Regions from separate parts of the Mus musculus genome. Here regions 1, 2, 4 and 5 are each linked to region 3. The links are chromatin loops, found by intact Hi-C in ENCODE. Cell type or tissue: gastrocnemius. All regions are shown on one strand. Region 1 overlaps Dido1 (death inducer-obliterator 1). Region 2 overlaps Dido1 (death inducer-obliterator 1). Region 3 has its middle 18 kb from the start of Gm30455. Region 4 overlaps Gm30144 (a long non-coding RNA gene). Region 5 overlaps Slco4a1 (solute carrier organic anion transporter family, member 4a1).

Region 1 (5,000 bases), 88 kb before region 3:
AGGGCCCTGGCTTACAAACACGGGCAGTGCCCCCCCAGAACCTCCCTTACTGCTTCCCCCAATCCTCCAGCTTGTACAGCACTGGGAAACCACCTGTTCTGGCACCGGCCTGAGTACCTGTCCTAGCGCCAGCCTGAGCAGGGCCACAGCCTCTCCAACAGCTCAGTCCCCAGAGTCCATTTTCTTTCCTGGGTGCAATTATATCCCCTCAAACAAAGCTGGCTCTGACTGTTGCTGAGTGGGTGGTGACTCTGTAAGTCATTTGAAAAGTGCTAGATTTTCTAAGGGGACGGGTGTTCTGCTTGTCACCTGTTACATCTTTGTGGCCCCAGTTGCACTGTGGTCGTTAACAACACTGGTGTGCATCATGGAATAACACACTGCTCACAGTTTCCCCGTCTTTGTAGACTCTGATTTGTTCAGAGACAAAGAACTCAGGCAGCAAGGTTGACAGATGGCCACAAGTCTCCTGAGGGCAGAGGGGCAGCAAGCATGCCCGTGAGGCCTCAGGTCTTTGGCCAGCTTTATACAATGACGCCAGGCCTGTAGGGCAGTATTCCCCGAGGCCAAAGGGCAGAGAGGTAGGAAGCCTGAGCAGTAAAGCATGAAGTACATCAACAGGGCCAGACCCTCTTCTTGCACCAGGCTTCTATGGAGCCACACAGCGCCCTTTGCACAAGTCTTTGTTCCCTGGAGCTTCACTTGGTAATTGTGTCCCTGAAACCAGCATGGCAAAGCAAAACGGCGCAGGCAGACCATTCCAGCACTGACCAGGATGTCACAGCAGCCTTGGGCTTTCGTGCACACTTCCGGTACTTCCCATTGGTTTTCTACACCAGCACTTGGGACTTTACAAACGTACAAGTCCTGAGCTGTCTTTCTACCTCAGGCTCCCAAGTGCTAGGGTTGTAGATACACCCCATTGCACTCCCCCACTCCACCCCCCCACCCACTGCATCCCCCACCCCCACACCACATCCAACACCCCCACCCCGCACCCCACCTGGTGAGCTTTTACTGTGTTAACTTCCTGGGAAGATGTGAACATTTCTGTTCACCTCAGATAAGGCTCTGGTGACAGAAAAAGAAACAATTCTACCAAAGTCGAGTTTGGTGATCCAATAAGTTGGTCAGGTCTTCTTACAGAACACAGGTGACTCCAAAATAAGCTAAGTTTAAAAAAACAACAAAAAAAAAATCATACTTTTTTTTTCTTTTTAAAGTAAAAACTTTGTAAACAATACTGTTTTTGAGACGGGGTCTCACTATGCAACCCTGGCCCTAAACTCAGAAATCTGTCTACCTACAAAGCATGTGCTACCAAGCCCTGCTGTAAACATGGTATGCTTTGAGGATTTACCCAGTAAACCTACAATACTATACACAATCTCAATTTTATTAATTAAAAAAAAGTAGATTAAAGTATTATAGTTGGCTCTGAAATGTCCCCCACAGGCTTAAAATTTTGAATACACAAGGTTCTGCTCTGGGAGCTAATAAAACCTTTAAGACAGGGAGGGGACCTAGCTGGTTGACATAGGCCACCAAGTTAGGGAAGGGTGGCTTTGAGGGGTTCAGCCAAACTGTACTCCAGGTCCTGAGCAATGTTTTGTTTTGTTTAAATTGTCCTTTTTTTTTTAAAAGATTCATTATATATATATATATATATATATATATATATATAATGAATATATATTTATATATATAAAAAAGTGCTCTATCATTATGTACTTCTGCATGCCAGAAGAGGGCATCAGATCCATTTATAGATGGTATTGAGCTACCATGTGGTTGCTGGGAATTGAACTTAGGACTTCTGGAAGAACAGCCAGTGTTCTTAACTGCTGAGCCATCTCTCTGGCCCCAGGGATGCTTCTTGATTCACTAAGATGTGAGGACAGGCCACAAGCTCTCACTGTCAATGACTGCTGTTTGTCTCCACAAAGCACTGACCCTGAAGTACTAATCAGTCTTTCCTTTCTCCCTTGTTTCTATCAGATATGTCACAGCAATGAGGAAAGCAAATATGTTTTACTGACAGTCTGCTGGGTGTAAAGTTAGCTGACCATCACCCTGCACACCCACACGTGTTGCTGCTGTGGGAAGCAGCAGGTTTGAGATCCAGTACCTGCCAGCTGCCTTCCCCCTGGTTGTTGCCCTTGGTATGACTGCAGACATACCCAGTCATCACTGCTTTCGCTGGGACACAGACACCATTGCTTGCTTGTTACTGGGCTTGGCAACGTATGTCCTAGCTGGTGTTGCCAGGGGTCTAGTATGAGGTGGAGGGCACTACCATACCCTGGGGCCCCTAATAAATCTTTTCATTTCCCCTTACTCTGCCTTCTCAGGTGTGCCAGAGCTGTAAGCTTTGTCCACCAAACCCTGCAATAGGTTTCACAGAGCCTTGGAATAAATACAACCCTGCAATAGGTTTCACGGAGCCTGAGAATAAATACAAGTGATATAACCCAGCCAAGGCACACATGTAAAGTTAAGATGAGAACTAGAGGAATGGTGCCAGTCCCAGAACTCAGGAGGCTGAAGCAGGATTGCTGTCAATTTGAGGCTATATAGTGAGACTGTCTTAAAACAGAAAGTGGATATGGCTGTCAGGGGCTTCTTTGGTGAGTTGCCCCAGCAAACACTTCAGCTGGGTGCTGGTCAGGATCATCCTGCCAAATTCTTGCTGCACTGGGTACCATGTGGGGATGTAGCAGCTGGATTTAGGTCCAAGTCTTACCAGTAGGTGGCAGTCAAGGGCAGGACCACATGTACTTGAGCTGAGCCAACTACACTAGAATGTTGGCTCTACAGCTCAGCTCCCTTAAAAAAGCCAGCAGTGAAAGGCTAGATTCTATCCATGGCACTTATGCATTTCAGACCCACTACCTTCTGCCAAGGCGCATGTTGCCTCCAGTGACACCTCCAGGCTGCCTGTAATCCCATGAACCTGCAGTCAGGGTTCTCTATAGAACATCAGCCAGCACATTACTCTGTGGGCGGTGATACCGTAGCACAGCCGGCAGCATCCAACACACAAGTAGGGTTGCCAGTAGGGAGTGGGATGCCTTTGCCTGTACCTGTGACAACTAGGGGTCAAGGTTGAGTGAAGAGAGAGACAAGAACTCTGTAGATATTTATTCTACTTCAAGTAACAAAACCTATGGAGTCCTGTGTTTCAATGGACAGTGATATAACACTCTGCAATACAAAATACAATGTACAGAAATTTCTACAAAGTAAACCTAAAGAAACACACTTGATTTTTATGCTTGTGCATTTAAGTTAGAAAATTTTACTTTACACTTTTTTAAAAAAACAAAAAACCTTCACATATTAGATGTTGAAACTGACACTTTCATGTAATTTAGCCTACTATTTGGTTTACAATAGCAAATATCCCAAATTGCTATTTTCCCATGTCTTTTCAACTTAAACATCTGTGCTATAAAGTGAAAAAATCTGTAGTGATGTACAGTGAAATAAGACTCCGAAGAACAAACGAAGCTAATTCTCTATCTGAAAAAGTAAGTTTATGAAAATATAAAAGGAACTATCAAACATATTTGCACAGTCAGATACGTTAGCCAGCCTTCTTACAGCATCTTTAGAGGCAACCGGGGCGACACAGCAGTTATCCTTCCATGAAGCAGGCTGCTTCACCACCATCCTCTTCGTTTCCAGATTTGGTACAAACATTGCCCCATCCCACTGAGAAGCTTCCAAACCCATCGCCTATCTGGAGTCTGTCAGTCTGCAGAGCCACTCAGAGGGCAGCAATGGGCAATGCTTGACTCCTGTCTCTTCCCTCTTAAATGCTCTGAACTGAATCTTTCTTTCTTTAGGCTGATAAATTTGAACATTTAAAAATAAATTGTTATTTAAAAATGTTACAATTTCTACTAGGACAGGCTATTTCTAATTAAGTTCTGAAAAAACTTGTAAGGTGCTGCATTGCTGGGAGCTGGGCGGGCCTCAGAAGGCAGTTCTTCCACCGCTGCAATTGCGCACAGCCCCCAGCTCACCTCGACAATAGTGCTTTCCGACTAGGACAGCACTGAGGAAAGCCCCTGGATAGACGGAAGCAGAGATGGCTACACAGGGAAAGCTAGCTCTAAGGTCCACTGAAATCCCCTTAAAACTTACACCAGTCAAGTTATTGGAAAAAACTTTATAATCTGAAAAAAAGCAATATGCTTTTGTAGACATTTTCCCATTTCTCTAATTTTAAATGGAAATATTTTTAAAAAATCAGAATTGTAAAGTTGGGAAAATTTGTAACAAACCATTATACACAAAATTACAGTAATTCCTGAAGTCCAGAATATTATATCCTGTATATAAGTTCATAGCTATTTCAAAAACTCTTTGCTCAACACATTTTATGCACTTGGCTTTTAAAGGGGTCTTTGCCAGGCTGAGCCTATATACACAATAACTGACACAGGTCTTTGTCCACACCAGCAGGTCGTGTCCCCAGCCCCGAGTGCAATGGCCTCTAGGCCTGGGCTGCAGCAGGGCCCCCCTCAGAGGTCCTGGCCTCAGGCTTCTGGTCCCGAGGGCTCTCTCTGCTCTTGCTGCGGTCCTTCCGGTCCCGGCCTCGGTCCCTGTCCCTGTCTCGTGCTCTCTCACGGTCCCTGTCTCGGTCTCTGCTGCGGGACCTGTCTCGGTCTCGCCGCCTTTCTCGGTCCCGGTCGCGATTCCGGCTTCTCTCGCGGCTCCGGTCCCATTCCTTAGCCCTGTCGTTGTCTCGCTCCCTGTCCCTGTTGGAGCTCCTATCCCTGCCTTTATCCCACTCCCGATGCCGGTCCCAGTCCCGGCTCCTCTCCCAGTCTCTTTCTCGACTCCAGTTTCTGCCTCTCTCTCGCTCTCGCCTCCTATCCTCAAATGCCCGGCCCTGCCGGCTTTCCAACCCTTGGGCTTCAGGCTCGTCCAGAGGCTTTTCTTTAGATCCTGCTTCAAATCGCTCCCTCTGTCTCCCTTCAAAAGCTGGGCTC
Region 2 (5,000 bases), 67 kb before region 3:
TTTTTTTTTTTTTTTTTTTTTTTTCCGAGACAGGGTTTCTCTGTATAGCCCTGGCTGTCCTGGAGCTCACTTTGTAGACCAGGCTGGCCTCGAATTCAGAAATCCGCCTGCCTCTGCCTCCCGAGTGCTGGGATTAAAGGCGTGCGCCACCACGCCCGGCCCTAAAAACCTTTTGGAAAGAAGAAAAATCACTCTCCAACCCCCAAGGGTCCTGGAGGTAGACACCTTTTTTTTTTGTTTTTTCAAGACAGGGTTTCTCTGTATAGCCCTGGCTGTCCTGGAACTCACTCTATAGACTAGGCTGGCCTCGAACTCAGAAATCCACCTGTCTCTGCCTCCCAAGTGCTGGGATTAAAGGGGTGGACACCTTGTCAGCAAAGGATACACATTACTTCATCACCCTCCAGCAGAAGCTCACTGTAGACATGGTTGACAAGGTTGCTATAGGGAAGATCAGCCAACCTATTTTCACACCAAAAGTCAGATGCCAGAATGGAAGACTTCAGCCTGCTGAATTTATGTGAAAGGAAATCACCAGACTCCTTTTCTTGATGAAAGGCCAGGGAGCAATGAGCACCAGATGCTAAAATGATTGATGCCCATTTATATGACCTCACCCCCAACCCACACACACCTAATTCCCTCAGCAGGGTAAAAATGACAACCAGGTATTTTAAATGCTTGTCAAAGCAGGGTAATGATGGTGATGCCTTTAATCCCAGCATTTGGGAGGCAAAGGCAGGTGGATCGAAGCGTTTGAGGTAAGCCTCGTCTATAGAGTTAGTTCCAGGACAGCCAGAGCTGCAGAGAAACCCTGTCTTGAAAAACCAAGAGATTGTCTAAAACAAATGCTAAGTCACAAGGTTTGCTTGCACCAAAACTTCTAGATGCCAGTGGGCAATCAAATCAGTTTAATTAAAATCCTGCATCAAAGGCACACAAAATGTCTAAAAAGAGGTACCTGTGGGCAAGTCCAAGTTCAGGTCACAAGATCCACATAGTTCAAGGAGGAAATAAACTCTGGCATACTCAATCTCATATTCATTCTCTCTCCTCCCTCCCTCCCTCCACCCTTCCCCTCCTCCAAGTCCTGCTTGGGCCATGGAACTGAATGATGTTTGTCTGTTTGTCTAACATGTTGACCAGCAGTCCAAGTGGTCAGATGAGGTAAGGAAATGTCTGGCAACATTCGGTTCAGGACAGGTGTCCTACCGGCAAGAAACAAACAACTATGAGATGGTTCATCTAGATAGGCAATCCTTAAACACTACAGTTTAAGCATGTATATGACTGAAGCATGACTTTAAGATCATAAATGAGGACTTCCCACCTTGTGCTCCCAGTAACCATTTCCAATTTCCCAGGAAGGGCAGAGAGCTCAAAGAGCAGAGATGCCACATACAAGGACAGCCCTCTTCAACAAGCTATTCTATATGCTTAGGGACACCATCAGGTACTGCCAGACCTGACGACCAACCTGTCTGAGAGGTAGCCTAAACCACTGCCATATGGCTGATTATAAAGTGGTACTGAGGAACCTAAATATAAGCTGCATTTCATCTGAAGCCCTTCAATTCCATCCCAGAGGACTGCTACAGGTGAACTCTATACTTGCTCAGAAGCATGCCAAACCTCAACCTCAAAGCACTTTAGGGGGTTTGCAGAGTGACAATGACATCTACCTAAAACTCTGATGTTTTTCTAGATGAGGACAGAAAATACCAAAAGGCAGATCTGTGCAAAATAGAAATTATTTTTACAATACAGTATACATGACAAATATATGGAGAAAACACATTCTGAGCCAAGGTTCCCATAGATCAAGGACAATGTCCAAGGACTCTGCAGTGGATGTCTACTACTCTTGGCTCCAGTTATATTTAGCAATTTACCTTCATATCTGACTGCTGGGTTGTGTGGTGGTTAAAAATTAGAAGAGTCCTCTGAGGAAGGTACAGAGAAGGAATGAACACTCAGATAATGGTATGGACCAAGTGCTATACGAGTGTGACATTGAACAGGGGTATAATAAATGTGTACTAGATTGCCAGCTGACTTCCACTCTACAAAACAAAGCATCACCCAGCCCTCGACAAAGCCCCTCCATATAGTAGTATGGCCTGAAACATCTGTGTTGTTTTTTTTCTGGTCACAAACAGGGAATTCAAAACCAGAGGTTCCACCAAAGACCCAATCTCTCTTGGCCGGACTACATTTCAGTTATTCCTGACACTCCAAGTATACACACTTGATGGTTTGAGAGCAGCTATACCTGAAGACCACCTATTAACGTAACTCCCTAACCATCACTCTGCAGCCTGACAGCTCTGGTGGCTTCTTTCCTCTTAAGGACGTTAGGACACATTAGGCACACTCCCAACAGTGCATAAAAGTCATGTTATGTAATTAAACTGATATGTCCCATAAATGATGGCTTTCCCTAACCATTTGCCTACTAGCATCTTGAAACACCAAGCCCCCTTCTATTTTGGGTGGTGTTAAACAGGGCAACAGTTACCCATTGCAACTGCTCAAGGGACTGGCATGTTTCTCTAGCCCCTACAGGTAGGAATAATAGTGGTGTTGGCTTAGGGCAGCAATGCCAGCAACAGGGATTGACCTTCATGATTGAATAGAACAATGAATGAATTTGCAAATCCTTATTCCATTCCCTACCCCAATACTGGGTTTTCAAAAACCTGTGGCTTGGGCATACTGGACAAACGTCCTATTGAGCTACTGTTCCAATTGAAGAATTCACTTCACTTTTAACTATATAAAAATTACATAGCTGTAACTCATGAGAGACCCATCTTACTAATAGCACTTTACACTGTGGGTTGCTGTCTCTACTACTAGCTTTCTCTGCCCTCTCGTGGGGTAAGAAGGTATTGACCAACACTAAGGAGGAAGGCATCTCTAGTCCTGTGGACTACTAGTGGAAGCAAAGGTTGTCATGACCAGTTCTTTGTAATGGAAACTAAGCTGCTGAAAGTTTGACGGAGTAGGGAAGTAGAGTGCTCCGCATGGGAACCCAACTCTATTCTCACACCATGGGTCCATTAGTAAGGTTGCTATAGCTCTGTTGGTCACCAGGTGGCAGTAATGATCCACAAAGGCAGGAAAGAGAAAGGCATTAGGGGAACAAACCCTGCTCATGTACCCCCAAGGTAGAACCCCACAACTGCATGAAGTTGAAACAGGATCCAGGTGCAGGGTAGGGGTCCACACCTATAGTCCCACCCATCCCAGTCACGCTGCCTGATGGCTAGTCTTAGGAGGGCAGGCTGGCCCCATGCAGGTATCTCACCTCCAGAAGCCTAAGGGGAGTTGCTTTTTTTGAAGACAGTGATCAAGCAGCACCTTGAAACAAGGCCAGGTGCTGAATTCTGTTCCTCAGCTCTGGCTCATGTAACTTAGGACTTCCCATTGCTTCACCATACCTCTTTCCAGTGAGGTGGCAGTGGAAATGTTTTTGCTGTTGCTTCCTAGACATGCTTAAGTATCTTCAAATAAATAATTTCCCTCTACCCACACCTCATGCACATGCCTGTAATCTCAGGATTCAGGAGGCTGAGGCAGGACTGAAAAAGGTGGCCGGGACTGATATTGAAACCATCAAAAAAAATTAATACTTATCTTTAAGAGAAGTTACCAATTTAGTTTTATATGTAAGAAAACGAGGCTTGGACAAAGCAGCACAGGCTACATCAGAGATGAGTGCCCAGTGACTATGCATGTGACTAAACATGTGACCCTGCAGAGGTCCACATCCAACTAGATGAAAATCTTTTCTTACTCATGTCCAGTATTTGACTTCCATCTTAATGCAGAGACCAACTCTTGCAAGTTATCTTAACCAATCACATAGGATCTTGAAATCTTCAGCTTAAATCATGTTGGATTGGTAATTTCTTACATTGTTAGTCACTGGAATACAGTGTGGTGAGGGCCATGTGGGTGTGTTCAATCTGCCCAGCTACGTGGAAGCTGAGCTGCTGTTTCTCAGATTTCCCCAAACATACCAGGTACAGATGACTTCAGCCAAGTTCATTTTAACCATTATTTCTTTGTACCAAGTTATTACAACAATCTGTGTGCCTTCCTAGACCCTCCAGACCTAATGGGGCCAATGCTGGAGGTGCAGTGGATAACCAGGTGTAGAGAATGCAACCAGTTACCTTAGGTTCTTGCCGAGCTCTTCCAGGTTTGTGGCAAATCAATGTTGCCCAAACCTTCTTTAAAGCAGCCAAGAATCTGATCTACGTTTACACTCTAACTTCTGGATACTAAGCATGTTAACTATGTGCATGTTGGTGTGTATCAGAAGCATTTTATCACTTTATACTAATGATTGTGGCAGGCATCTTCAGAGGAGACCTTTGCACTCTTGAGATCAGCAATGCCATCAAAAGGATTTTCTTGGGAGTGTTAACTCTGATCCACAGCTCCTTAAGTTTACAGGAAGGTCATTCAGAGAGGTGAAGGACACAGGGACAGCTATAGGACTGGAGTACTCTTAGGGGCTCACTTTGCAGGTTCAAGTTAATGCTATGATCCAATTTTCTCAACAGTGGGCTTTTAAAAGACTTATAAAAAGCAAGATACCAAAAGAATGTAACCAACAACCTAGTAAGTTTTAGCTCTATGTATATTATTCAACAGCTGCCAAGTTTAACCCCCTCATTACCAATTTTGTCCCCCCCCCCCCAAACTGGGAGGGGCTTGGTTAAGATGTGCAAAGCCGTTCTCCTATCCCCTTTATTGCCACTAACAACTGTGAAGACAAATAAACGGCTCATGCAGCTGATAAAACACAGGCCCACCTGTAGGTTTCTAGTACCCGCCACAGGGCGCCTTCATGACCCCATGAAATGTGCTCCTGAAGCCCACACCTCAAGATGCCCTGGGAAACCCCATGTTCTCCCTGCTCTACCACCCACCTGGTCGCCTGTGCAGGATGCAGCCACTCCCCAGGTTTGAGTTTGTAGGTGGATGGG
Region 3 (5,000 bases):
ATAGAGTGATGTGCGCCATAACCCCACCCAACAAATCTTGGAGCACACTGACCAGCCATTCTAGTGTAAATGGTGAACTTCAGATGTAGTGAGAGACCTTGACTCAAAAATGGAGTTACTGTAGAAGAAAACATCTGTGTCCACTTCCAGCCTCTTCATGCACCAGCCTGGGCTAGCAGTGACATAGGTTAGACCCTCTCTGCTGTCCTGGTGCACGAGCAGTGCTCGCTCACCCATCTGCACAACTCCTGTCAGAAGTGTGCACAAATCTCCAGAGCAAGATGCCCTGAGCCAGGTGTGCCATGAAGTAACCTGTGAGCACAAACTTTCTTCTGTGGTCTTCCAATTTTGAATAAAAATACTCTTTTAAGACTGGTGTGTTAGGGGCTGGAGAGATGACTCAGCAGTTAAGAGCAGTCTGACTGCTCTTCCAGAGGTCCTGAATTCAATTCCCAGCAATCACATGGTGGCTCACAAACATCTGTAATGGAATCTGATGCCCTCTTCTGGTGTGTCTGAAGACAGTTACAGTGTGCTCATGTATATAAAATAAATAAATCTTTTTTAAAAAAGTGTGTGTGTGTGTGTATGTGTGTGCCACATGTTTTGGGGTGCCCAGGGAGGCCAGAAGAGGGCATTGGATTCCTCAGAGCTAGATTTTTTTTTTTTAGATTTATTATATGTAAGTACACTGTAGCTGTCTTCAGACACTCCAGAAGAGGGCGTCAGATCTTTTTACAGATGGTTGTGAGCCACCATGTGGTTGCTGGGATTTGAACTCCAGACCTTCGGAAGAGCAGTCGGGTGCTCTTACCCACTGAGCCATCTCACCAGCTCCCCAGAGCTAGAATTATAGGCAGTTGTAAGCTGCCCAGTATGAGAGAACCAAACTTGGGTCTTCCGGAAGAGCGGGGATTGCTCTTAACCAATGAGCTATCTCTCTAACCTGGCCTTGTAGGATGAGGCCTGATTGTTCAGTCCGAGGAGCACCCTAGGACCCTCAGGCTGTGCTTCCACACCTTCCATAGTTGTGTTCTTGAAGCTAGGTAGCCATATTTAAGAAGGCCCCTGCTCTGACTAGCATTTTGTCAATTTAAGGTGTTGGAGTCATTTGGGAAGAGGGAACCTCAGTTGATAAAATGTCTCCATCTGATTGCCTGTAGGCAAGTCTGCGGGGCCATTTCATTAGTGATTAATGTGAGAGGCCAGTCCACTGTGTGGGGTGCCACCCCTGGGCAGGTGGTCCTGAGTTGTATAAGAAAGCAGACTGAGCAAGCCATAAGAGGCAAGCTAGCAACTTTGCTTCAATTCTTACTTCCAGATTCCACTGTAATGAGATGTGAGCAGGAAATTGTAAGCTGAAACAATCCCTTTCCTCCTGAGTTTGCTTTTGGTCAGGATGTTTTAATCACAGCACAATTGAAATACTAAGACGGGAACTAGAGGGGTGGCTCAATGGTTAAGAGCATTGGCGGCTCTTCCAGAGGACCCACGTTCGTTAATTCTCAGCTCCCACACGGCAGATCACACATCTGTAACTCCAGTTCCAGGGGCTTCTATCACCCTCACAGAGACGTACATTGCAGTCAAAAAATACATTGCACATAAAATACATTTTATTAAAAAAAAGAGAAAGAAAGAAAGAAAGAAAGAAAGAAAGAAAGAAAGAAAGAAAGAAAGAAAGAAAGAGAAAGAAAGAAAGGAAAAGAAAAAAAGAAAGAAAACACTAAGACAGTCCCATCCTCCCGGGCTCAAGGGGTGGAGCCTGCCTTGAGTTAGTCTCTTTCCCTTCCCCCCTCCCTCCCCCTCCCCCTCCCCCTTCCCTCTCCCAATCCCTCTCCTCCTGTTTACAGGTAATGCAAAATTTATTATCTTGCTTTTTTTCTTTTTTGGTTTTTTGAGACAGGGTTTCTCTATATAGCCCTGGCTGTCCTGGAACTCACTTTGTAGACCAGGCTGGCCTCGAACTCAGAAATCCTCCTGCCTCTGCCTCCCAAGTGCTGGGCTTAAAGGCATGTGCCACCACGCCCGGCTAGAAACATGTTTTTAAAGCTTCTGGGCCAGTCCAGGCTCCCGTTGGGGTTTGATGGGGCCTCTCTCACATGGGCCTGGAACCTGGAAGACACCTCTTCTTTGCTTTAGCTTCCTAGAAATAGAGTCTGTATAAGTGCGTGTGGGTATGTATGTGCGTGGGTAGCTATGCCTGTGTGAACTAGTCTTGGTGGGTTTTTTTTACCGGTTCAGCCCACAACCTTGAATACAGCCATTTATATTCCACCTCTGGCCGACAGAGGGCACTGCCAGACAGGGCCACGTTAAATTTCAGGATTCTGTGGGGACTGGTGCCACCTAGCGTCCGTCTCAGGACACACAATGTGAGGGAGGGGCCAGTCTTCTGCAGCATAGAAGAGAAGGGGGCTGAGAGAGCATTGAAGTAAAGGCACCGGAGAAGTCAAGCCCAGTTCATAGTGAGGTAAAGACAAACGTGAAGCCAAGAGGAACCTTTTCTAGGTCTTCGATTCTTCCCCAGGGCTGAGATGGGCATGTTGGATGTATGACAAGTAAGAACTTTTCGACCAGTCCGTCCTGCCCTTAGTCTGGAGCATCCACAGTGGGTACGTCCTATTGCCCAGGAGAATTGGACATGGGGCTCCTGACTCCACCTTTGATGAAAAGATTCGGAAGGCTTGAGCAGAGAGGTTGCAGGTCCAGAGTCTCCAAAAGACGTTGTAATGTGGTTCTCCAGCACCCGCCCTCCCGCATCCTCCTCTTCACACCCTAGGCCCTTCGCTGCCCCTGGGAGCCTGTTCTCACATCCTCTCAGAGCAAGAGTTACTTTTAGATGTTGGGCTCAGTGTAGGTGGTGAGAGTTGTCCTCCCTGGGCACGTGGGACTTTAGTAGACTGTCCTGGAGACCTTCAAACTCCACCTCAGGGGACAGTCAATTCTTTATGGAAAAAGAGACTCTTTTTCCCACACTGGGGCCCATTAAGAGATGAGTCTCCTGGGAATCTAATCTAGAACAAGAGAGGCACGTTAGGACTAAACAGGGATGCTGCAGGGCCTAGCCCACTTTATGCATAAAGATTTTGGGATTGGCCACAGTCTTCGTGGCAGTTGTTAGATTATTCATAGGGGAGTTTGGAGGTGTGGACACATCTCCTGCAGCCTGGTCATGCCTAGTGTCTCTGTGAACCAACTGGTTGATCCCTCCTATCTCTGCCTGAATGTCCCTTCAGTTGAGACTGTGCCTGCTCAAGTAACTGACCTGTTTACAGGCTCCTGAAGTCCTGTGCAAACCTCCCTAGGAGTCCCCCACCTCTAGCTTCAGCTCAGGTACAGGGCTGCCCCCCCCCCCCCAGTTACCTTAGGTGAGACTTCCCTGTCATTCCTTTAAATCAGAGTCTTTAATGGCTGCTTAATATTCATAATTAGTATGTTAATGTCCCCTCCACATCTCTAGGCTTGTCTCCCTATTTCTGGGCTATTGTCCTTCAGCTGTAGGATAACAATGCCTTGAGGTGCCCACTTCTTCCCTTGGGAACCCCTGGACATCAGTTTTCTGGGTGAAGCCATCAGATCTGGGATGGTGCCCTGGGCTGCAGAGCCTCCAGTCCCCAGTGTTCTCTGTTCCCTTGTCTGCCAACCCCTCCCCCACCCACTGGCTCCTACTAAGGGAGGTAGTAAAGGAGATGGTTTGTGAGCTAGAAATATACTTTTGATAGGGTTTACTTTATTATGTTTAATTGAAAAGCAGTGAAGTTGAGTCATGAATATTCAGGTTAGAGTCTCTGGCAAGAAGCCAGTTTTCGAGGGTGATTCAGGGACTCACCTCAGCATGGGGCCCGTCCAAGGGGGAGTGGTGGTGGGGAAGCTATTAATTGAAATAGCTTCATTAATTAGTAATTAACAGCGGGGTAATGACTATGTCACACGTCGTATTTCAGTGATGCCCTTCATGTGTTATGGGGCCTTTAATTAAAGGATGTGCATTTTAATTAAAGGCAAGCCTGGCCCTTTGGCCTTTGGAATACAAAAGATGCTCTTGATTCATTTGAAGCTGGGGGTTGGGGGCTGGAGGCCATGAGGGTCATAAGCCGGAACAGGAGAGGACCTTGGCCCAAGGCTACAGAAGAGAAGGAGACTGAGAGTCCCCTGAATGCTGCACCACACACCCACTGGTTCCCCAAGGGCCCAAGTCCTGGAGGGGAAGCCTGGAGAACCATGACTTTAGGGACACAAAACCTCTGGTGCCAGCTTCATTTCTTTTCGTTCTGAGATACTAGGGTCTGTTCCAACAATCAGGACAGCCAACAGAGGAGATGAGGAGTCTTCAAGGGAGGAAATTGAATCTCTAACTGACTGATCGGAACACTCCGGACCTCCGACTGACTAGCAACCAGGTGCCTCTTTATTTATACACATTTCACAGAACAAAGACAGGCTAATGAATATGCAAGAAGTACAGATTATATGTCTGATTTTTTTATTACATGTCCAGGGATACAAGTTCAGTCACAATTAGAAAGGATAACTCGAACAGATTTTTGTTTGTTTGTTTGTTTTTAAAAACAGGGTTTCTCTGTGTAGTCTTGGCTGTCCTGGAACTCACTCTGTAGACCAGGCTGGCCTCAAACTCAGAAATCTGCCTGCCTCTGCCTCCCAAGTGCTGGGGCTAAAGGCGTGCGGCACCAACGCCCAGCCAGATTTTATTTTTATCATCAGCCCTATAACTCCAATTTAAAGACTCTAAAGAATGTCTCCTCCAAAGCAAATACATTTATTATATTACAGCCTGCTTTTAGGCTGGTAGTGTTTGCAGTTTGAAAGCACTCTAGAGAAATAGAAATATCTTAACCTTTTTTTTTTTTAAATGATTTTAGAGCTTTATTGTAGAAAGGCAGGGAAAAAGGAGAGAAGGTAGAGAGAGAGAGAGGCTGGCCATGGCCATGTGGAGAGATGGAGGAAGGGAAAGAGAAAGAAGGAGGGCTAGAGAGTAA
Region 4 (5,000 bases), 180 kb before region 3:
CTACACTCCAGCGTTGGTGGTGATAGCTAATATCCCCTGTGCTTGTCAGTCTCCACTGTCTCAAGGGAGAGCCGGCATTGGCACTCTGCAAGGGTTACCAGGAAGAACAATAAATGCACAACCGAAAGCAGAAAGAGGAAAATTAACTTCCCTGGTTAAAAAGGGAGAGAGGCTCACTTCTCCCTCAGCTTTTACTTTGCATTTGTAATTGAGATGTACTTGACGTGTGTGTAAACCTTTGTAAAAGCTAAATAAGCCTCTAGCGGGCATTCAAGCTGGGAGTCTTTCAGGAGGATGGGGAGCCATCCATCTCTTTGAAATTAACACCAGGGAAGATGGCGCTTGCCCCACAGTCCCTGCCTGAGGCTGGGAGCTAAACTGCCTCCTGTCTGAGAAGCACCCGGAAGTTTGTTTCCCAATTAGCAAGCACAGATGGGCCCCACCATCTCCAGGTGGGTTTGGGATGACATGCATGTGACAAATGGTGCTGTCAAGTCCTCCCACTGGAGGAGCTGGTAACTGTGTACTCTGAAAACATGCATGCGATGCCTGTCTGCCTGGCTGAAGGCAGCAAGAAGCTATGTCATTGCAGGCTGTCAACAATCGCCTGGGATGTACTGTGTAGTTTGGGCTAGGCTAAGGGTTATTGGTCATCCCATGTTGTAACTGTTTCCTTTCTTCTGCCTTCGGGGACAGGGGTTTCTGTAGGGCTGGAAGGATTGTTTTTATGTTCACCCCTTATGCACAAGCTCTCTCAGCTCCATATGACCTGGAAGAGGGGTGGGGACAGCCCTGTAGAACCCACCAGATACTGTGTTCCTCCTGACATGTTTTCTAGCTTTTTCTTGACTTTTGTGCCCTAGATGAGGTGCCTTCGGGTGCTGCTGAGAAAGGGGAGCCCAGAGGAACCCAAGACACCCGTGCTCCCCCAAAAGGCAAGAGGTCCTTCCACTACTCACATCCCTGGTACACACCCACCCCACACCCACCCCAGTAGCCAGACACCCTGCTTCCCACACACCAGCTAAACGTGCCTGCGATTCTGTTCCCAGTCAGTCAGAAAGCCAGGTTGGTCCATAATTTAAGGAGCAACTACTGGAACGTGTGGTGCGTTTAATTCCCAGCACCCATGTTGGATGTCAGTTCCAAGGGAAGTTCCATTTCCCCAAACTACAAAAGGCAGCCCATATATCCAGAAATATATGTGGATCTTAGAAAGTAATAATTCAGGAATATTGGAGGGGGGAGTGTGCTAGCCATGGGGAGGTTTGGAAATGCTCAGCAGATTAGAAAATTACTGTTTCACTCATGTGTGCACATGCACGTGTGTATGTGCATGTGTATGCATATGTGTGCATGTATGGGCATGTGTGTACATGTGTGCATATGTGAGCATGTGTGTGTGCATGTGTGCATTTATGTGCATGTGTGCAAATGTGCATTGTGTACATGAACGTGCATGTTTGTACGTGTTCTTTTATAGCAGCAAGGTTTCTCCCCATCCCCCACTATCTCTTGCTCTCTCCCTACTCTCACCATTCTCTCTTCTCTGACAGACAGCCCTGACCAGGTCTAGTCTGTTTCCTTTTCTCTCTGCTCTGGACTCTTCCAGATGCCTCTAGATATATTTTTTTCTCTCTCTTATGCACAATGAAAACCTTCCCTTAACCATACCACAGGGTGCTGTCTTAGTCATCAGACCATTTTGAATACTTGGTCTATCTTGTGCTGAGTTAGTACTTCAGTTCTTTCTTACTTATTTATTGTGTATACGTGCTGTGAGGTGGGGGTGCCATGTGTGGAGGTCAGAAGACAACTTTCTCCCCTCCTTTGTTGAATCTGGGTCTCTCTGTTGTTTCTGCCATACTGCATACTACTTAGCGTGGATCTCCTGTGTCTCCCTCCTTCTCACTGCAGGCATAGTGGAATGGCACAGCGATGTTATTACATCTGCATCTTTAATTTTTTTTTACTTGTATGGGTGTTTGACTTGGATGTGTGCCTGTGTACTACATGTGACGATGCCCTAGGAGGGTGAAATAAGGCACTGAAGATCCATCTGGAGTTACAGGTGGTTATGAGCTACCATCTAGGTGCAGGAAAATGAACCTGGGCCCTCTGGAAGAGCAGCCAGTGCTCTTAACTACTGAACCATCTTTCTAGCCCCCCCCCCAACATATCTGGCTTTTAAAAATATGCTCTGGGTTATGAATTCAAATCTTCAGGCTTGCTGTCTTGCCTACCTAGTACCTCAATTTTAAGATCTAAAGACTGATTCAGTCCCCTGATTCTGGTACTCATTGATGACATAGTCCATGGCCAGGCTATAATTTTAATTTTTCCAAAATCTATTTTCAATGATGGTTCCCTTTTAGCCCAGCATCCACCAGAGGTAGTGGGGAACAAAGGATATGGGGAAGTGGGCCTGTTTAGAAAGGTTCTTTGAAGCAACTCCCATCTATGTTGTCTGGAAATCGGCATTTCAGTTCATAGGTTAGCAGCGACCTCTCGATCCACTAGAAAACACTTCACGGATACACCAGCAGTCAAGTTCGGTAAACACATCATCAGAAGTTTCTTTTTGGTGTGTTTCTCTCTATGGAGTCCTGACAAATGCAGCTCAGCCATGCAGTGTAAGACAGGCCAATACATGGGTGTTGTTAGCAAAGAATCTTTCATCACGTGTTCTCTCTCACGCTTGCTTTAGCAGAATATCCTTTCTGCTGTGTCTGCTTCAGCTACACATTCCTTCACGTGTCTGCCTTAGTCTTTCACCTATGTCCACTTCAAGAGAACACTCCTTCACGTGTTTGCCCCAGCAAAACACCATCCAACCAACTTTTCAAAGAACCCTTAAGTTTCCACTTCACCGGCCCTTGAAAAAGCAAGCTTGGTCTCCTCCTGCCGTTCTTTCAGATATCAGAGACTGTTCTACCAGGAGACTGGAGATTTTATTCATAACGTGTCTGGGGGGATCCAGAATCGGAAGAAACATCTTCAAAGTTAAACATCAACTCAGGCGTTGCCAGAGTTGCTGATGTTTGTAGCCATACAGCCAGATTATAAGGACAGAAAGGCTTCTGGATGCAACACCAGGGGGCGCTCTTCTATCACTTTGCCCAGGACTTACAGCCGTTGTCCTTGGGATCAGCAAAGACCTGACCATCACTCTCAGTTTGTTGATGATGAGTGCCATAATGCTGTCTTCAGCTGCGACTTCCTTCTCTTAGATGTTGGAGATCGGAGTTTGAGATTTTGGACTCTGAATCCCAGTAGTTACTGATGAGCTGCCACTGATCTCTGGGGGGAGGGGGTGGGGAGGAAGGGGGCGGGGTTGGGGGAGGGGTGCTGTGGAAATGGTTGAAGTCAATATTGGCCCCAGAAGTGCTATATTCAAAATAGGTGATGTCAAAACTGCCTGCACCGTGGAGATTTTCCTATAGGAATGGCTACAGTAGCCCAGGAAGACACAGTGCTGCTGGATTCCCTGCCAAGTGTGCGCTCTCTTCCATATCTTTTAGGAATGACCAATGCTGAGAAAGAGAGGCTGATTCTCACACTCTTGTAGATAGTTTTGTTTTCTTCCAGGATGGTTGATAAGGCAAGTAGTTATCTTCTCAGGACTCTGTCTGTCTCTGCCAAGTCAAAGGATCTGAGAGAGAGTCAGATTAGCACATCCCACCTTCCCAACCTCCCGAGCAATCTGGGAAAGAGGCCTGAATCTCTATTGAGCAACTTTATTGGTCACTCAGTCAAACAATCAAACAGATATACAGGTCGCTTCTCAGTGGCTGGGAATGTGACTCTCACTGTATACAGCTCTTCACAGATGTGTGCATCAAAATACATGCAGCACACATACACACCTGTCCACAGTCCTCACACAAAGGAACACATCCTTACTCTCTTTTGTTCCACTCTTCAAGTAATCTGAGCAGTCACAGGTTTTGAGAGCTCAATTGGCTTGCCAGTCTATCCACAGAGGCAAGCTTCCAATGCAATGAGAGGGCCTGTCGCAAGCCAACAGAATATAAAATGGCAGATGAAGAAACCGAAGTCCATCTATGACCCCTGTGTCTACACACAGGGTCTCTTTTATCCAGACTCTCTCATGAATCGCGCGCGCGCACGCGCGCGCGCGCGCACACACACACACACACACACACACACAAATAAAGCAACCAAAACATTTAAATTCATTTAAACATTTAAAATTCACATTTATATTCTCAGCTGTTCAAAATGCTTGGCGTGGAGCTCACATTAGCAGACGTGTCCATTTGTCTGTCTTTATAGGGATATTCAAATTTCAAACCCACGTTTATAACATATATGGAATCACATATCGCATACCTCTTGGGATCAAAGTCGATGTCCGAAATTCAGACCAAGGTGAAATGGATCTTTTTGGAAGACCTTATGGTGTCTCCAGAATCTTGACCAGACTAACACAGAACACAACGTCAACTTAAATTCACAATCAGTACCCCAGTGGGAAAAAAGACAGATTTCCTGTTTGGTAATCTTCTTGGATCAAATATACAAATGAAAGATATTTGGTCCTTTCTTGGATTAAATGAAAAAAGAATGGATCTGAGGAGATGGCTCAGTGATTAAGAGGACTTGTTCTGCTTGTAGAGAGAGGACCTGAGTTCAGTTCCCAACACCTACATCAGAAGGCTCACAACCACCTGTAATTATAACTCCCGAGGATCCTACATCGTCTTCTAGCCTCTACAGGGACCTACACATGTGCACACACATAAACTTCAGTTCTCCCCCTCCTACAAGCTTCCTACTTCTCTCCCCTGGAGAAGTGTGTTTGTCCTGAGAGGTCATTGTCCTGCCCTCCACCCTCTTCTCTGATTCCTGCCTGAGAATCAGAGAGCCTGGCTACAGGCTTGTGCTATAAACTCCCTCATCCTCAAAAGCATGTGACAAGAGACCTCCCTGCCATGAAAGCCTTGATCCCCTCTTTTCAGAACCCCTACTACACCATC
Region 5 (5,000 bases), 270 kb before region 3:
AGCTGTCCAAGAAGGACTAAGTTCAGGCTCTGCTCCCAAGAGCTCTAATAGCTCATGATCAGCCTCACAGTTGGCACACAGTCCTCACTCACCCCAGGAAACCTGGAGCCCGACTCCCAGCCAGCAGGGAAGCTGCAGCCTGACTCCAGGCCAGCAGGAGGCAGAGCCTTCAGAATCGCCCGCCTGTCAGATGGGTGTGCTGTCACACCCTGGTCACTCTGCCTTGCGGAAGGCACTTCAGTCACCACCTCACCGTGTGGCTGATGTCTTTGACATTCCAGACAGAGTGGCAAATGGAGGGAAAGAGCCCTGCGTGGGAACCCAGCTCTGACAGTGCTGGGACCTTGGATTCTTAGGACTCCAGGCCAGAGTCACTGTGGGATTAACAGACTGTATCTGACCACCAAGCCTATTACCACTCCTACAGCCACCATCCCCTAAGTACAAGCCAAGAGAAAGGGAGCAAGCCAGACCGACTCAGGACTCCTTGAAGGTGGCCCCTGTTTCCAAACCCAGAAGATGCCTGCCTCTTCTCTCTATAGCTTGTGCTTGGCAACCTGTACCTCTCTTGGTGACTCCTACCCAGTCTAGGTCCCTATACCTTGGTGACCTCTTACCCCTTGGTGACCCCTGCCCCTTGGTGGCCCATCTTTTGGTGAGCCCCATCCCATTAGAGACCTCAGCCCCTTGGTGAGTCCTACCTCCTAGAGACCCCATTCTTTTGATGGCCTAGCTCCTGGGTGAGTATGAGTCTTATGGGGGCCTACCCCCCCAGTCCCTTAGTAGCACCCTTCCTAGCCCTGTCCAGCCCTGAACTTGGTGGTCACCATCTCTCTACCCCTTACTCAGACACTTCTGCTATTTTGTCCCGTCCCAGTGCCTACCAGATGCAATTACTATCTTCATCCATTCATGGTCTATCCATGTCCGCACACTGAAACTGGAAATCGGCCACAGCAGTGACATAGTCTGTGTAATTGGTTTTAATAGCTTTGTGGACAGGGTACCAAAGGTTTACAGTGGGGCCATTAATTCACTACCTGCCAAGCCCAGCTTCTCACCCACTCTGGGTGTCTCTGGGCTAGATGGGGGTACCACTTCACTGCCCTCTCAAACCCAGTGCCTTTCCTGTGTGGGTGGCCTCAGGAACGGCAGGTTCCTTGCATGCAGTCTGGCGCATGCTGACCCTTCTCCCTTTTTCTGGTCTCTCTTCCCTTTACCCCAGCTCCATCTGGCTCCTTCTAAGAAACCCCACGTTCATCCTGCTCTGCCTGGCAGGGGCCACTGAAGCCACACTCATTGCCGGCATGTCCACATTCGGTCCCAAGTTCTTCGAGGCCCAGTTCAGCTTGAGTGCCTCCGAGGCTGCCACCCTGTTCGGTAAGGAGACCCTGAGCATTGGAGCGCTCTTCAGGGACAGGTGGAGCTCCTGCAAGTACTAACCTCAGCCTTCAAACTCCAAGTGGACAGTGCTCCAAGACGGAAGGGAAGGCCAACTCCTGCATGCAAGCCACTTTACCTACCACTCCTTACAGAAAGGGTTTGGGCCAGGCTGTCCCCATGGGCCATGCAGTTGGTGCCCCAGAGTCTTAGGGATCTAAGTTTGAGTCACCGTACCTGCCTGACAGAGCTCTGTGCCAGGCTGGCTTGCAGGGACCATCTAGAGTCCTTACTCTACAGATCATGGCTTCCCTAAGCTGAGGGCAGGGTACATCCTTGATGAGAGAGGTACACCTCTGCCTGGAGATGCCCCCATGCCCTCAGTGGTCAGTGCTGAGATCAGCCTAGGGCACTGACCAGTATGGATAGAAGCCATCAGATGCAGCCCACCTTGCAGGTCTTGTCTGGGTAGTGAGAGGGTATCATATTGGTGACTCCACTCTCTCCAGACACATCCTTATCTGGCCCAGATGCCCACACCTGATAGCTCCCTTCCATTCTTTGCACTTTCCTATGCTGACACCCTCACCCCATGTACACCCACCCTATGCCTTTTTCACTGGGCTCTGGGCTTCCAGGTCCACTGCACAGAGAGAACCCACCCTACTCCTACAGCTATCCCTGAGCAGAGATGGGCAGGGATGATTCTTTCCATTCCTCAGTGTCCGCACTAATGCAGCAGAAATGACAGGATCAGGGGGTTTTTGGCCCTCACTAAGTGAGTTTCTTCTTCAGGATACCTGGTGGTGCCAGCAGGCGGTGGTGGTACACTCCTAGGTGGCTTCCTGGTAAACAAGTTCAAGCTCCGTGGCTCTGGGATCATCAGGTTCTGTCTATTCTGCACCTTGACCAGCCTACTAGCCTTCTTTGTCTTCCTCATGCACTGCCCCAATGTGCACATGGCAGGTGTGACCACCGGCTACGTTGGGAGGTGAGCCTAGTAGAGACCCTACACGTGGGGGCCCTGCGTTCCTGAGGAGGGCTGGCACCGTTGGGGAGGGGGTGAAGGTCACTGTAACATGTGTAGGGAAGTCTACCAGGAAGCCTGAACACCTGCTAACATACCGCCTGATGCCGGTTCTGTAGCCTCCTGCCTAAAGGACAGCTGGACCTAAAGGCAGCTTGCAACGCCATCTACTGTTGCCAGCCGAAGCACTACAGCCCCCTGTGTGGCTCAGATGGCACCATGTACTACTCTCCCTGCTACGCAGGCTGCCCTGCTGATGCCGAGACAGACCTGGGTGGCCAGAAGGTGAGTGTGGCCACGCCCACATCCCCCTCTCTGGCCGGGACCCGGAAACTTCTGCCTTTGTGTGATCAGCACTGTTGTTGGGCTCCCCAGGTATACCGAGGCTGTAGCTGTATCCTTGAGAAGGCTTCCTCTGGCTGGGGCAATGCTACCGCAGGGAAGTGCGCTTCCACCTGTCAGAGCAAGCCCTTCCTTCTGGTTCTCGTGTTCGTTGTAATTATCTTTACATTCCTCAGCAGCATTCCAGCGCTAACTGCTACTCTACGGTAAGAAGCTCTCTCACCGCATTTTCTTTTGCAGTACCAGCAGGTGGCGCTCTACAGATGCTGCTGGGCCCTCGGGTAGCTGCAGGCCCTGGAAATGGGCCTCATTCTAGTGGCATCGGAGTTGACTGTCTCTGGTCCCCAAAGAGGTGCTTGGCACCTAGGGAGGTGGTGATGTGGCCTTGAACTTGCCCAGGACTCTTGCTGGTGTATGGGGTATGAGGTGCACAGCCAAGCTTCCATGGGCTCTGATAGCGCAATTTTTATTGCAGGTGTGTCAGTGATCGGCAAAGATCCTTTGCCCTGGGGATCCAGTGGATCGTCGTAAGAACACTAGGTACTGCGTGGGGGTGAGGAAGCCGTGTACACTTGTGCAGTGCTTCAGGCATAAGGAACCAAGCATGAGGCTATGGGCCACACTGAGAAGGGCTTTTTCCCTAACTGCCCACTAGAGGGACACATTGTCCTTCTATATACCCTGTAGGTTTCTTAGCCTCAACATAAAAAGGCCCTCCTGAGAAACCATGGTGCGCCTACCCAATGCCAGTTCTGCAAAAAGGGAGTTAAGTCTCCCCTTTGCCCCTGGAACCACAAATGGACAAAGTGGCCTTGCAAGGGTCTTCCCCGATGACCTATCCTTTCTTCACCCACTAGGATATTAAGTGAACTCTCTCCTTTGGCAGGCAGTATTCCGGGGCCCATTGCCTTTGGCTGGGTGATTGACAAGGCCTGCCTGCTGTGGCAAGACCAGTGTGGTCATCAGGGCTCCTGCTTCGTGTATGAGAATGAAGCCATGAGCCGGTACATGCTCATCGCAGGGCTCACTTTCAAGGTGAGATGGCTCCTCTGGCGTCTGCCTCCACCTCTGCCCTCCCCCCCCCCCCCGCCTCCCCACCATGCTCCTACCTTGCCTTATATAAAGGCTCGGCCACGGGGTTAGGGCCACCCTGAATCCAGGAGACTTCATCTTGAGGTCCTTCCTCAGCCCTACAGAGACTGTGTTGTTAGCGGTTTCTAAGGACAAGGGTGGTACATGCCTTTTAGGGGACCCTGTCTAGTCCGTACCAGGTCTTTCCACCTTCCCTTGGCTCCTACTTTTAACCAAAGGTGGTTCTCATTCTTTAAGTGAAGCACTGGTGTCTCATGCGGGGCTGATCATACAGAAAGGCGTGTCTTTGTTCCAGAAAGAGTAAGGCAGAGTATTACACCGGCACTCACAGCTGGGCAGAATCCCCAGGCTGGCCAGGACCAACGTCTCCTCCTGTCTCCCCAGGTGTTGGGCTTCCTCTTCTTCGTCGCCGCCTACTTTCTCTACAAGTCCCCTTCCGTGTCCTCAGATGGTCTAGAGGCCTCCCTGCCCAGCCAGTCCTCGGCCTCTGACAGTCCCACAGAACAGCTCCAGAGCAACGTGTGACAGCGCTGGCCTCTCCACATTTCCTGAGGACTCTTCCTGGAAACCCTGACCCACCCCCACAGGGCGGTAACACTGAGGACCTTGCAAAACCTCACACTGTGTTCTGGGGTCTCGCACTGCCCCACACTGTGACTGAGCAGCCTCTGAGGCGTTAAGGAGGAAGTCACGTGTGTCATAGGGGTCACATATGAACCAGACACATTCCCCAAGCCCTGGAGTCTGAAAGGGGGTCACTACATTTCATAGACCATCACCTGATCCTGATTTCCTGTGTCTACTGAGAAGCCCCATGCAGGGCAGCAGTGCCCTGGGAATGATCCTGTGGAGCCAGCTATTGGGTAATTTGCTTGAATCTGCTTACTGCCTGTCCTGGAAGCCCGGTGGCCTCCATGCGGGGCAGCAGCGACTTGAATCGTTATGTCCAGACGTATATTTTGCACTGAATGGTGTTTATGGAATCAGTTTTGTACTTGATCATGTGACTCATGTCCAAGCAAACTGCACTGAGGATTTGATCCCATCTGAGGTGCCACGCAGCTTGTGTGGACAGTGTGTTTCTATGTTTTTGGTTAGAGTGTGTACATAATATATTTTAATATTTAAACCAATGATCCTTGTGTGATGTTTTATGTCT

What was found. Peaks named below come from ENCODE experiments on the same cell type or tissue, not always from the same donor. Only the 100,000 strongest peaks of a DNase experiment are listed, where the experiment ranks them.
Region 1: it touches region 3 in a loop (9-fold over the local background); 13 of 42 quality-filtered maps call a loop at or near these places.
Region 2: a loop joins it to region 3, with 8 times the contacts of the local background. A loop is called at or near these places in 18 of 42 quality-filtered maps.
Region 4: a loop joins it to region 3, with 2.6 times the contacts of the local background. A loop is called at or near these places in 10 of 42 quality-filtered maps.
Region 5: it touches region 3 in a loop (3-fold over the local background); 9 of 42 quality-filtered maps call a loop at or near these places.

The regions. Positions count from the first base shown.
Region 1 is chr2:180,654,838-180,659,837 of GRCm38, forward strand. Dido1 (death inducer-obliterator 1) reads right to left here. Exons shown (of 16, transcript NM_175551.4): 16 at 3,126-5,000. The coding sequence ends at 4,502. Among named protein-coding and RNA genes, the nearest start is that of Tcfl5, 15 kb to the left of the region's middle. In gastrocnemius, a CTCF peak has its summit at 2,734 (motif pointing right); DNase peaks (open chromatin) are centred at 85, 490, 2,750 and 4,631; H3K4me3 peaks cover 514 bases; H3K27ac peaks cover 528 bases.
Region 2 is chr2:180,675,808-180,680,807 of GRCm38, forward strand. The region is part of intron 6 of Dido1 (death inducer-obliterator 1); the gene reads right to left. Among named protein-coding and RNA genes, the nearest start is that of Gm22502, 20 kb to the right of the region's middle. In gastrocnemius, a CTCF peak has its summit at 3,084 (motif pointing right); a DNase peak (open chromatin) is centred at 3,125.
Region 3 is chr2:180,743,141-180,748,140 of GRCm38, forward strand. No RefSeq gene overlaps it. Among named protein-coding and RNA genes, the nearest start is that of Gm30455, 18 kb to the left of the region's middle. In gastrocnemius, no CTCF peak of the experiment used is centred here; DNase peaks (open chromatin) are centred at 2,332, 3,660 and 3,786.
Region 4 is chr2:180,563,603-180,568,602 of GRCm38, forward strand. The region is part of intron 3 of Gm30144 (a long non-coding RNA gene); the gene reads right to left. Among named protein-coding and RNA genes, the nearest start is that of Mrgbp, 15 kb to the right of the region's middle. In gastrocnemius, a CTCF peak has its summit at 3,090 (motif pointing right); a DNase peak (open chromatin) is centred at 3,105.
Region 5 is chr2:180,469,879-180,474,878 of GRCm38, forward strand. It overlaps Slco4a1 (solute carrier organic anion transporter family, member 4a1), which reads left to right. Exons shown (of 12, transcript NM_001355218.1): 6 at 1,226-1,380; 7 at 2,176-2,371; 8 at 2,527-2,692; 9 at 2,783-2,955; 10 at 3,225-3,289; 11 at 3,636-3,784; 12 at 4,226-4,972. The coding sequence ends at 4,366. Among named protein-coding and RNA genes, the nearest start is that of Slco4a1, 16 kb to the left of the region's middle. In gastrocnemius, CTCF peaks have their summits at 134 (motif pointing right) and 2,989 (motif pointing right); DNase peaks (open chromatin) are centred at 2,474, 2,720, 3,062 and 3,373.